2 separate regions of the Mus musculus genome follow, and region 1 is linked to region 2. The links are chromatin loops, found by intact Hi-C in ENCODE. Cell type or tissue: left cerebral cortex. All regions are shown on one strand. Each heading gives the region's core, and the rest is flanking DNA. Links, peaks and the distances in the headings are about the cores only.

Region 1 (6,738 bases), core at 2,316-4,815, 70 kb before region 2:
TTGTGTGTGTGTATGTGTGTGTGTGTGTACTTGTTTATGGACCAAACACATTGATATTTGAGCCTGCTGATTTCTTTTGCAGAAAGCCCTGTACATTGTTAACCAAGGGTGTGCATAACCTTGAGGGGTCTGTGGTGCTGGAAGGCAGGGTCAGTGAATAGAGTACAGTGGATGGAGCAGCTCACAGTGGGAAGGAGACAAACAGGTCAAACAAAGAAAGGGAGCAGCTAGCTTAAGGCCTTCTGCTCTGAGGTGAGATTTTTAAGAGCTAGGAGGCCTGGGTGTAAACAAAGGCCATAGATGAGTCACAAAGTCTATCCATGGTGACTCTGGGACGTGACCCAGGGGAACGTGGGTAGTGATGTCTCACTGGCCTGTTGTTATAAGTGCTGAGTACACAGGTAAATAAGAGACCCCTGACCTCCTGGGTTTACACTGTCATACAGATTGTTCAAACAGAAATCTGACACCCAAGAACTATTGACACCCAAGCATTGAAGAGTCGTGATCCTGATGTTGGAGAAGCTTAGAGGATGCCTATGAAGTTGGGAAGTTGGGGTGGGAAAGATCAGTGGGTTTCCGCTGGGTTTTGTGGAGAGAGTAATGCTGAATGGCTGTGTACAGAAGTGTAAACACAAGTCATGGGTTGAAGAATAGGCAGAAGTAGCCTTCTGTTGATTCTGGGATATACATGGACCCCCTACATGCTCACAAATCCCCGCCCCTCATCTTTACATTCAAAGCATGAAATCGAAGTATTTGCAGGAGTAAAAAGAAGACATTACTAAGGAGGGACAGATGCTCTAGAGTTTCTGAAACAGAACAGCCCCGCTGTCACGCAAGCTCTATGTGACACCTGTGTGTGGCTTGCTCTCTCAATAGAGACAATATTTCATTAGAAAGGCAAGTTCAGGCTGTAATCAGCAGACTTCAGGAACTTGTGAGCTGCAGCAACACCATCTTCTGAGATCTGAGTTCACTTCAAGCACAACTTCCAAGGGCGTTTCCCGAGTGTCTCCTCAGGGCAGGACTCCGGATGAGAAGGAAATTAGTTAAGGAGTGTATCATGAGTGCAGGACAAAGCTATCCATCTGCCAGTTCCCCACCCCCCAATCCATTGGCCATATTCCTTCCCATCATGTACCTGAGCGTTACCCTGTGAACCACAGGAAGAGAACAGAAATGAGAAAGGAGGACTGCCTCTTGTCTGAGTCACAAATCCAAGAGCTCTTCCCTGGACCTGCAGCATGACTTCCATCATGACAGTGAACCACATCTCTTGAGAAAAGCAATGACTGATGTCATCTGAAGACTAAGGTCCCATGCAAGATGAGGTCAGCGACAACTCAGCTGCCTTTTAAGGTAATGTTCTGTCTCTGATTTGCAAGATCTGAAAAGCCTGTCACACATTTAGCCCTTTTTATCTCTCCCTCACCCAAAGGCCAATGCCTGGAGAATGGCACCTCCAGGAGCCCACTCCAGGCATGGCATAGACAGTCCCTTTTGTCCTGACCTGACTTGTATGTTGTAGCAGCTTGTATTACAAATGCTGATTGGGTCCCCAAAGAACAGTTTGCACTAGAGGGTCTGCACATAGCTTCTGGGAACCTGCCCCCCAGTTAATTCTGATTAATACATAAAGATGCCAGTAGCCAATAACTGAGGAGAGAAAGAGGTGGGGTTTTAGGTTTCCTGGGCTTGGGACCAGGAGGAAGGAGAGAGAGGGACCTGCCCTACCTTGGGAGAATGTGTCGAGAGGAGATAGAGAGATTGGAAGAAGGAGGGAGGGAGGGAGAGGGAGGGAGGGAGGGAGGGAGGGAGGGAGGGAGGGAGGGAGGGAGGAGGAGGAGGAGGAGGAGGAGGAGGAGGAGGAGGAGGGACAGAGAGAGAGAGAGAGAGAGAGAGAGAGAGAGAGAGAGAGAGAGAGAGAGCGCCACGGGGTAGGGAAGCAAGGAGAGATCCCTGGGCTTGGGGCCAAGAAAGAGTGGCCCAGAGGGCTGCTTAATTGGGTCCAGAGCAGCCAAGATGGAACGTAGACATTAGTAAGTAGTAATTCAGAATTATCTGTGGGAGGCAGATTCTAGCAACATGGAGGCTAGGCCGTTCCCCTGCTATTGTGCTGCTTAAGGCGAATTAGAATATAAAAGCTGTGTGTGTGTGTGTGTGTGTGTGTGTGTGTGTGTGTGTGTGTGTGTGTCTCACATTCAGGAACATAAACCACTAAGGTGGGAAGCAACCCCACAATGGGAATTTATAATAAAAATATTACTAGAGCATATCTCTCATTTCTACCCCATTAGCATTTGCACAGTCTGTGTCCTCACCCACTGGCACTATTTCTTCCAGTATTGGTTACCACTGCCCGATGGGGACTTTCTCGTAGCTTCTTAACTGGTCTCCTTTGCTCCTCCCCATGTGATCCTCCACAATGGTCAGAAATAAGCCTTCAAAAACACAACTTTGTTCACACTACCCACCCGCTCTTTGTGGCTTCGGACATAGGGCTCAACAGTTCAATTGTCACAGACTAGTTAGTCTTCATGATCTAGCCCTTGCTGAGCCCAGGGTTCTTATGCCTTCTCACATCTTCTGTTTCTTGCATCTCATAGTCTAACTGTGTCAAATTATTTCCATAGTCTCAACATGCACCCTACTCCTTCCCACTTCCACGTCTTGGTCTAGACTGCTCGTCCTACATGGGATGTACTCCTCAGTGAGCATGTCTACCTGGTCAACAGACATCATCTTTGGAGGCTCATCTCAAGAGGAACCAGTGAGCTCTTTTCTGTCTGCTGTTAGTGAGGACTATCTCTAGCCCATCTCTCCTCTCAAGCCTGAGCAGTCTTGTGGTGCCCTATATTCCTATTTGCTTCCTGGCATCTATGTTCACCCCAGTTTTGCATCTATACTGCCATTGCTAACCTGCAGAAGTGGCCCTAGTGAGGGGCTGCAAGACTGGAGGTGGAAGAAAGGACCACCTTGTGCCACACTGTGCCTGGAGTGAGCTCGGGTCTGCTGTTCTAATACCATCTAAACAATTAGTGTCTGGCGCGTCTCCTGCTCCTGGTGTCTCCTGCGCCTGCCGGCATCCTTCCAGTGGTACCTCTCCACCCCCTTTTCCCAGCAGCTGAATCCGGTCTGCAGTTTCTCCAATTCTGGCAGAAAGCAGCCTCTTTATTTCCCCCCGCTCCCCAGAGAAACACCAACACGAGGCAGCTATCTCCTACAGGTTTTGTCTATATGACATCGACTTTTACACTTTCAATCACTAAGCTAAAAACTGTATCAAGTTAACAGTTCTTTATATTAAAATCACTGCATTAAAATAGCTGTACTTTAACATCCCCTGACTGAGTTCGGCATGATTCACTTGCTGAGCTAACGGTGGATTCTATAGTGTGATGGTGTCAAGTTTAGATTTTTTTTCCCCATAAAAACACCAGAGGGGGCTGGAGAGATGACTCAGGTAGTAAAATGCCTGCCAGGCAAGGATGAGGGCCTGAGTTCAATATTCAGCACCCATGTAAGAAGCTAGGTGTGGCTGCACGCATCTGTGACCCTGGCCCTGGAAAAGCAAAGACAAATGAGCCCCTGGAGCTTCTGGGAAGCCTCCGTTCGCAATTGTGCGACCTCATCTCCAAAGCAAAATAAAACATCAACAACAACACAACCAAACAGCGGCAAAATGAAATCAAGGTGGATGGCTTCTGGGACACAAGCTCTATGGTTAACCTCTGCCCTCCACAAGAAGGCGCACACACATGTACACACACAAACACATACACACTCACAAAAATAAAAATGTATTGAAAAGAAAAAAATGAATTAAAAACAAAATCTTTAATGAAGAACTTGCTACAGAACTTTCGCTGAATTTCAGTGCCTTGGCAGGGAGTATCATTCAGATACCCTCACTCTCTAGCTTTTTAAAAGCATCTAATTTCATTCATTCATTCATTCATTCATTCATGTATGAGAGTGGTACACGAGTACCAAATAACTGTGGAGATGGAGGGGAACAACTTGTGGTAGTCAGTCCTCCCCCCAACCCCCCTGTGTGGATCCAAGGGCTTGAACTTAGGTTTGTGCTTGGTGGCAAGTGCCTTATTGGCTGAGCTATCTCACTAGGCCACTCTCTAGGTCTTGACTTTGTGATGTTTTCTTTAGAGAACTTCTGTTGTTCACTTTTACAGCATCTTGACCAAAATCTTTGTGTCTAGTACTACTCTGGACCAACTAACAATTCCTCTTGTTTCAGGTCTCGTGACTGGGTCCTGACCCAAGCAGCTGTTCCTACTCTTTATTGGGTGATCATTTCTGCATTTTCTACTCTTTCCTCCTGCACGCTGAGACTAGGAACCTCTCATCTGTGTCTATGACTCCCTCACAGTTCTTCAGATAGGATTCAGACAAGCAAAGGTGTGGATTGCATGATGGGTAGCAGGAAACCCCTTAGCTGTGTTTGTTCTGCTGTCACAGTACCTGATTGACACATGGGGACTGGGAGTAACCCAAGATCTTCACAGATGCTTCTATCGTTTTTCCTGTGTCTACTGGCATCTAGATCTTTGAAGTACCATCATTATAGTTACCACTGATGGTGACAGAGGCGGTGCTAGCAGGAAGAGCCCAGTTGAACTAAGATTGGATCCAGACTCTGAGTCTGTCACCCATTCTCTGGATGCCTCTCAACGAGTAACTTAACATCTCAAATTCTTAATACCCTTGCTATAAACTGGAGTTGTAAAAATAATAATGTGTATTCACTGAATGTTATGTACTAGAAATGTTCTTAGAATTACTTATGTATTAACTAATTAAATCTTCTCAAAGCCCAGGAAGGGATTTACTACTATTACCCTCATTTTATAGATAAGATGGTCAATCTCAGAGCTAAACATAGTACATGGCTGTGATCCTAGCACTTAGGTAAAATTCAAGGTCATTCTCAGATACATAGTGAGGTTAAGGTTAGCTTAGGCTACACAGAACCCCCATCTCAACATACATACATACATACATACATACATACATACATACATACATACATACATAAATGATGAGGAAGAAGAGAACCATCTCAGAGAGGGTAAGTAACCTGCCTGACATTATCCAACTAGGAAATTTTTGAAGCTAGTATGTAGACATAGGCAGTCTGGCTCCAGGGTCCAACTAGCTAGTTGTTGCACTTATGGTATGCCTTTTTCTATGTTGAGTTCTACTCCATGTAGAGTTCTGTTGAGGAATGCACTTGTGACTTCTAGGTGGCTGCTTTCTTGCTGTGTCTTCAAGGGTCAGAAAGAAAAGTCAGAGCAAACTTTCTGGTATCTCAACTCGAGGACTTCATCCCCATGACCTCATCCCCATGACCTCATCCTCATGACCTCATCCCCATGACCTCATCCCCATGACCTCATTCAAGCCTGGTCACCTCCCAAAAGCCTCATCTACAAGATGGTTTCTATTACATGAACTGGGACTGGGGTCTCAGGAGATCACAATTCAGTCTCAAACACAATTACCCAGATTGTCTTTCACTGAGTTCACATAAGTGATGGAGTTGTGGCCTGTACCAGGGCTGTATAGATGGGAGGTACTCTAGTAGCCACTCTTGCATCCTGTAATAGAATCTAGAGAGAGCTCGAATTTAGAAGCTCAGGTTAAAATTAGGTTTACCATTGAAAAGATCTAGCCGGTACAGACGGCTATTTTAGTTCCGAGCAATCTGGCAAGAACCCCTGCTTCAAATCGTGGCAGGATGTCTTCCTGACATCTTTAATGGTCAACTTGGTGAAAGGTATTTGGTTCTGTCATGTTTATTCCATGTTCTGTTGCTAAGGAAAAGGTGACATAGCCAGATAAAAAGATGGAAGGTGAAAACTGAGCCATGCACAGGAGGCCTCTGGGACAAGTCATCTGACACATCTCTTTGCCCTGCTTGATTTCCTTCCCAGAACTGACCAGCACTTGACACCATACAATCCACTTAATTTATATGTTGTCTGTTCTTTCACAAAGAAAAGCCATGTGAAAACCAGAACTCTATCTGTCTGGCTCCTGGCCATGTCATTTCCTCCTTAAACAGCTTCCTTTGCACAGCAGGTCCCCAGTCATCACTTTTTGGATGAACAATGGGCAATATATTCAGTATTACTTTTCCAGAAAAAAAATGCAGGCAGATTCTGCATGAATTATTGTCCATACCCACTTATCCTAAGATTCTGATGACACAACCTTAAAATGTGATCAAGAGAAAACTGCCAGCCAGTGTGAAATGAGAGCCACATTTCCATTAGGTCTGAGAACAAGGGTTGTTTAAGACCTGATGGGCAGACTGGAACTCGCCCAGAAAAAACGTAAGGTCAGACATGAACAAAACCGCAGGGGTAGTAATGGTTAGCACCTTGGGTAACAGCCACTGCTCAAATTTCTTTCCGAATTTAGTTCCAGCAAAAATACTACAACAATTAAGGTTTAGAGTAGCCCTGTACTGTATTTCATCCTTTTGATTCTCTAGAAGCTTAAACCCAAAGTTAATATCCAGTCAAAGTCAGTGTGTCTTAGTTACCTTTCTACTGCTGGACAACACATCGTTTCCAAGGCAACTTGCTAAAGGAAGTGTTTAATTGAGTTTATGGTTTCTGAGGGCTGGAGTCTGTGATAGCCAAGCAGAGACATGGTGTCAGGAACAGTTGAGTGTTCTGTTACCATCTTGATCTATAAGCAGGAGGCAGAGAG
Region 2 (6,738 bases), core at 1,425-3,924:
AGGAGAGAGAGAGAGAGAACTTGAGAGTACTACCTATCAAGGGATACCCAGTCCTAACAAAATCCTGAGTGCTGGCCTGAGTCTGCTTCTGCCCTCAGGGCACCTGGATGGACTGGAAGGAATGATGCTTAGCCAGGTGGGTGGGTTAGCAGGATCTAGGCAGGCATGAGTGTGGGATATATAGCCTCTCCAGGAGACAGTTTTCAGTGAAACTGCTCTCTCTCAATTGGGGGTAACAAGAGCTATATAAACCTTGGGGAGTGGGTAGGAATTTTGGGGGTATGTGTGCATCATTGGCTGGGGCTGAGGTGCTATGAATGCTTCATTTGCATGGGGAGGAATGCCAGGTGATTGCTGGCCTCCTTACAGGGAGAGAGGAACTTAACCCTGTTATGTGACCGCCAGGCTATGTGTCTACCTCAAAGGTGGCAGAGGTGGGGGTCATAGGCTCATGTGCACGCTGGGACATGCAGGCCCAGAGTGAGGAGGAAGACAGTCCTACTCCTGCCGGTCTCAGGACAAGATTTGGGGGGGGGGGGGGTTGGGCATGTCTTGACCTCATTCTTGCTCTGGACTGGCTCCCCCAGTCTCACGGCTTTTTGGACCCACACATAAATTTTTTTCCACTGCCATCCTACTAAGAGCTTTACCTCAGGTAACCTTTTTAAAATCTAAAAACCTCGCCACCAATTGCTTTCCTTGTTCTATAGACCCAGGGGCTTGGAGGCCACTCTCTCACATGATCAGTAAAATCTCAGTAAAATGAGATTTTGACCTCGACTCTTTCTGACTCCGGAGGTCATTCAAACCCATTTGACCTCCTCAAAGGTATCCCCTGGACCTGGTGGACCTGCGATTGTCACTGTTTATGAATGTAAACACTGGCTTGGGGAGGTTACTAACATGTTCCAGACCACCCTGTTAGTAAATGGCAGAGTAGCCTTCAATCTAATCTCCCCCTTCTCTGATCCATGCTGTTGGTGTGCCCTGACATCAGTTGACACTCGCAGGTTGCTGGCCAGCCAGAAGAAAACTTGGTAACACATTTCACCTAGACACAGAGGGAAACAGCGTGTCTCCTGCCTGAAAGACTTGGCTGGTTGATATAATATCTGTTATCAGCCCTATGTTATTTAACCTGTAGTGAATGAAAAGCAGTTTTATTCTCGAGGAGGAAAGAGGTCTGAGCTGTAGTGACCAAACTGCCCCTCCCTCTAAAGTCGTATGACATTTGGTACCTTGGGAACATGCCCCTCACCTTGGAGATAGATCAATGGCTCAAAGATACACATTTGTACCTTTCAACAAAAGTGTTCCGCGGCAATGTTAATAACATTTCAGGCATGAGGGAATGCTTGCTTCAGACCAGTTTCATTTCCCATACTTCTTACAAGGAGACAAAACAGCGTTTGGCCAAACCTGTAAACAAATCCGGTACAAACCTCATCACCTTGTCCCACTTTGTGATTTAGCACCAAAGTCAGCCCCATTGCCCTGACCCTGGTATCCATCCGCCTACAACTGCCAGACAGACACAGACAGACACTGGAAAGGAAAGCTGTCTCCGAGCTCTGAAGCCCCGTCTCCCCTGCCCTGCGACTATGCTCTAGGCAGATGGCAGTAAATTAATATTATTAGAGATTTTTTCATTTCATTTCATTTGCATGCCTTGCCAGGTGGCCGTTTGGATTATCGCTGCCCTCCTTTGTAAACACTGCATCTCCGGTCCCGCAGTTCCTCGTGGGTAATGGCAGCTGGCCCCCAGCTATCCCCGCAACCATTCCATCCTGCTGTCCCTTCAGAAGCAGGGACAATTATCCCAAGGCCTGGGAGCTTCACCAGTCCTAGTTTGCCTCCTCAAACCGCCCACACGTGAGCAAATAGCTCCGACAACCAATATTCTTAGATCAGGAACGCCAACTGATAACCGTTCTAAGGCCCTAATGTAATTACTCATTTAAGCAATGAGCTGCAGGGTGGTGCTAAAAGCGTTAGATATCTGTTGGTGAGAACGTGGGCATTTGTATATTGCCTGTACGGGAAAGTCAACTCTGGATAAGTTATAAATAAAGTGATGGCTGTGAAGGGGTTAGGTAAAGAAAGGCATACCAAGAACCTGAGGTGGGGGCGGGGGAGCTGTCTAGAGGCTGAGGAGTCAAGGCACAAGATGCAAGTGTTCCAGAAAAAACAAAACAAAACAAAAAAATGGTCCCTGGGTCTCATCAACCCTGCCGAGAGTGCAGGCAGAGTAGAAGCAAGAGTCCTGTCCTCTGAATTAGTGCAGAAAGAGCAGAGGCTAAGAGATGCCTTGCGGGGAGGAGCTGGAGGCCACTGGTGACCATGGATGATAGGGGAATGCAGTGAATGGCGCCCCCTGGAGGACAGCAAGAAAGCTGAGAAAAGAATCTTCGGAAATGGTGAAGAGGAACTGGGAAAGGCCAGAGGAAATGGAAAGATCGGGTCAGGAAGAAATGGATCATTTATGGTCCAGGATTCACGAATCCACAGAGGAGAGAACACATGAAGAGCCCAGGAGGCCGGACTGAGGTGACAATCCTCTGAATCAGAAGGGTAGGGGCGGAGCCAGCACAAGAATATGCAGGCTAGGAAGTCGGAGGAAAGCACGGGCAATATAAGGGTTGGTAGCTGTAAACACGCTTTGGAAGCAGATTTCTGAGGGACTGGGGTTCCTTTGGGGATCTGTGCAGACGCACATTAGCCATTAAACCATCTGGCTTCACAATTTGTTAAAGGAGGGGCCTGAGAGCTTGAGAGAATGGGAAGGGTCCAAAGATGACGATACCCAGATCTCTCTCCCTAACGCCCCTCACTGTGATGAGAAGGATATACAATTACGGTTAGAGGTCAGCAGAGTTGCTGTCCCTTCCTAATCGTCACAAACACTCCTAATCATCTTCGTGACTTGCTTCCGTGATTGGCCAAATAGCCACAGGACGAAAGGGCTCCTTTCCTCAATATAAACACTATATCAGAGCAATAGATCTATTTAGAAAAGGCGGCTGGAATATTATGGGATCATGCCTGCCAATAGAAGATACATTTTCCATGTACAGAAACAGAGAACTTCTTTCAAAAAAAAAAATGGAGCCAAATTGAAGAACCATGGAACAATGTTGACTGTGATTATTTTTTGGTCCGTGTGTAGTCTTTCTTCTTACCTAGTCACTGAACCACCCATAATGACTAACAAAGTGTCCCTGAGGTCAGCAATTCTCAGTGTGCACACAACACTACACACCATGGCTTCAAGGAAACCCCAGATAGCTCCCAGGTGGCCCAGCTGCTGCTGAGGCCAGAGCAGCACCAGGCAGACTCATCAAAGACCAGCATCCCCCAGTCATCTGCTCCTTGAGGCAGGCACATTTGCCAGGTTCCGGCGCCTATTTTTCTGTTTTGTTTTTGTTCCCCCCTGCCCCAGCTTGTTCTCAGGTGGCACCTTGCAGGAGTGAAGTTATCCACCCCCTCCCATTTCCTTCACACCTGTAACTCTGGTGCTGGGTACAAATGTCTGCACTTTGCTTTAGCCCCGTGATGAAAGCAGGAAGGAAACTCAGTGTGAGGCTTTCTTTTTATTATTATAGTTCAGTGGGGAAGAAAAGGAACTCAGAAAGGAGTTCCAGAGCTAAGGGAAATGGAAAGGTTTCAACGAGACTTTCCGCATACGGAAATATCTCTGTGGTTTGGGGACTACTGCCACTGGAGGGGGGGGGCAGCCCAGGGCTGCTATTTGGGAGGTTCGAGAACTTTCTTTTTGGTTCCCAAGACAGAGCATCCTGTTTCATTCTTCTTGACTTGGGATGTTGGGGAGGGGAGCTATAGAGATAGTGGTGATGGAGTTGTCAGCCATCACCACAGGACTGAGGAACATCTCGATTCTGCACATGGGAAGTCAAGCTAAGAGTCACGTGAGACCACGTGATCGTGGGTCTGTTTAGAGGAAGGTTGGAAGGTTCTAGAACTGTACCTGTCACAAGGGAGAGTTCTCTCTGTGCCCAGAACAGAGGAGAAGAAAGAGAACATCATTGTTCACCCACCCTACCCCCAAACAAAAACACCTCAAAAAGAAAAAAAAAAAAGGAAAGGAAAAAATAAGGTTCCGTGTTTCTTATGAGCATGTTACAGGCTGGCTATACAGAACAGCTCAGTTCAGGCTTGCTCTTTCTGATTTAAAAGTCAAGTCACGATGGTTTTGTCAATTTCTTATTATTTCTGTTTTTGTGAGTGAGAAATACTCAAAATCATGGTACAAAACTATAGTCATGCATGAATTAACAAAATTGATTTATTAAATATGGAATTCTTATATGGGGTTGAAAGTACCCTGGAAAATACCACTGCTTTAAGGGAAGATATCTGAGGCAGGATGAACAAAACTTTACCAGTCTCAGTTCTTTTTCCTCTTCACGAATCATTGGTTGGGAGAGAAGAGAAGAGAAAGTAAGAGTGGGAAGGGAGAAGACAAAGACCCCATGTTGGGTTCAGGGAGGTTCATGTGGCCACTAGGACCTGGGAACTTGAGTTGAACCCTGACCCTTCACTTCCATACCATCCAGGTAAACCACAGTTGAACCTTGGTCAATAGCAAGCTCACTGGATTGCTGGGAGCTGATGTACTTTAGGAACTTAGTACAGTCTGGCATAGATGGAGCATGCACAAGATCATGTGCATTCCTCCCTTGCTTCTCACCTCAGACAATATTTGGAAAGATGTCACAGCTTTGAAAAAAGCATCGTTACTGAAACACTTGCAGCTTCTTGGACATTGAGGATGGAGTCACAAGTGTACCCCACGACATCTCACCCAACTAAGTGGGTGTAGAACACAAGACCAGCCCTTGGGTGCTGACCCTGCTCGGTGCCCCTGAACACCAGAAACAGGAGGACCCTTTCCTGGCAGGACAGGAGCCTGTAAATACCATGGAAGGGAAGATAGTTGAACCTCTGGAAAACAAAACCCTACATCATTTGGGAATAGCAAAACCCAAAGGCAAGAGGAGGGAAAACAAATGAACCGTTGAGCCCGGGAGTCCTTAGCCTGACCTGAGGACCTGTCTTGGTAGAGGGAAGCAGGCAGCTCAATCCCAGCAGACCCCAAGGAACTTCTCACCTCCTCCATCTATCGGGAGGCTCTTTCCCTCGAGGAATTCAAAGGCCATTTTACAAGCCACTCAGCAAGGCTCTCCTGTAAGGGCTAGCTGTAGATCCTATCATTTCCACCCAAACCCTGTTCTCCATGCTGCCATTTCTGGATGTCCTGGGTGGCTTCCCCAACCCTTGCCCCCAGAGACCATGGTCTTTCTCACCTTATCATTTATACAATTTTCTTCAATGGCTCTGAACTTGAAAAGTAATTCCATAAATTGCTGCTCTCTGATCCCATGCAAGCATGCTCCAGCCATCTGGGCTTGCAGTGGGTCTCAGAAGAGCGTAGCCAACGTTCTCCATTCAGTTGCTCTGGTCAGTCAGTGGCTCCTGTCATTCAAACCACACTCTTCTTCCTGATGAATCTTTTCTCATCCAAACATAGCCTTGGACAATGTTCCCAGAATGGGTCATGGGAGGAAGTCAAGTCGGTTCAAACTAATATGCTTCCTGTATCTACTATATGTTAGACATGTGAGTGGTTCTGAGGTATATATTAACCTTACTTGTTTGCTCTTCTGGACCATAGGGGAAATTAGGCTCTGAGAGCACCCAGGCTGGTGCAATGTAAACAGCTCTCCATTCTTATAACTGTTAAAAAAGAAAACCCTCTGTATTAAGTACCTACCATGCACTGCACCCCTCTATGCTCAGGGAATATAGCAGCTAGTAGAGCTGCGAGCTTCAAATTGATTCCAAATTCTGACTCAGATATGACTGTTCTTGGGCAACGCTGCTAAACTCTCCGGTCCCAGACTTCTTATTTTTAGAATGTAAACCGTAATAACAATTATATTGGTATATTTTAGAATTCCTGGGAAGTCGAGAGGCAGTTGAGTTTGGCACTCAGCTAATGTTGCTTATCGGTTGTTCTTTAATGCACACGTCAGCATACATGGTAGCTAGCTATACAAGTATCCAGGTAAAAAAGATAATTATATCCTCCTATGCATGATACAACATGTGGGTGTGGCAGAAGGATTACAATTATACACAGAGGCAGCATCCCAGACTGGGATGACTTGGAAGCAGGCATCTTCAAGAGCTCAGGGGTTTTTTGTTTGTTTGTTTGTTTGTTTGTTTGTTTTTAATTAGGTATTTTCCTCGTTTACATTTTCAATGCTATCCCAAAGGTCCCCCATACTCTCTCCCCCAATCCCCTACCCACCCACTCCCCCTTTTTGGCCCTGGCGTTCCCCTGTACTGGGGCATATAAAGTTTGCAAGTCCAATGGGCCTCTCTTTGCAGTGATGGCCGACTAGGCCATCTTTTGATACATATGCAACTAAAGACAAGAGCTCCCGGGTACTGGTTAGTTCATATTGTTGTTCCACCTATAGGGTTGCAGTTCCCTTTAGCTCCTTGGGTAATTTCTCTAGCTCCTCCATTAGGGGCCGTGTGACCCATCCAATAGCTGACTGTGATCATCCACTTCTGTGTTTGCTAGGCCCCGGCATAGTCTCACAAGAGAGAGCTATATCTGGGTCCCTTCAGCGAAATCTTGCTAGTGTATGCAATGGTGTCAGCATTTGGAAGCTGATTATGGGATGGATCCCTGCATATGGCAATCACTAG

What was found. A loop is a pair of places that touch in the nucleus more often than their neighbours do. Peaks named below come from ENCODE experiments on the same cell type or tissue, not always from the same donor. Only the 100,000 strongest peaks of a DNase experiment are listed, where the experiment ranks them.
Region 1: it touches region 2 in a loop (2.2-fold over the local background); 2 of 42 quality-filtered maps call a loop at or near these places.

What each region holds. Positions count from the first base shown.
Region 1 is chr1:152,217,943-152,224,680 of GRCm38, forward strand. It overlaps Gm36920 (a long non-coding RNA gene), which reads right to left. Exons shown (of 8, transcript XR_001779484.1): 7 at 6,569-6,717. Among named protein-coding and RNA genes, the nearest start is that of Gm36920, 69 kb to the right of the region's middle. In left cerebral cortex, for the core only: a CTCF peak has its summit at 3,469; DNase peaks (open chromatin) are centred at 3,182 and 3,398.
Region 2 is chr1:152,288,603-152,295,340 of GRCm38, forward strand. It overlaps Gm36920 (a long non-coding RNA gene), which reads right to left and starts at 1,390. Exons shown (of 8, transcript XR_001779484.1): 1 at 1,299-1,390. In left cerebral cortex, for the core only: a CTCF peak has its summit at 2,373 (motif pointing left); DNase peaks (open chromatin) are centred at 1,969 and 2,360.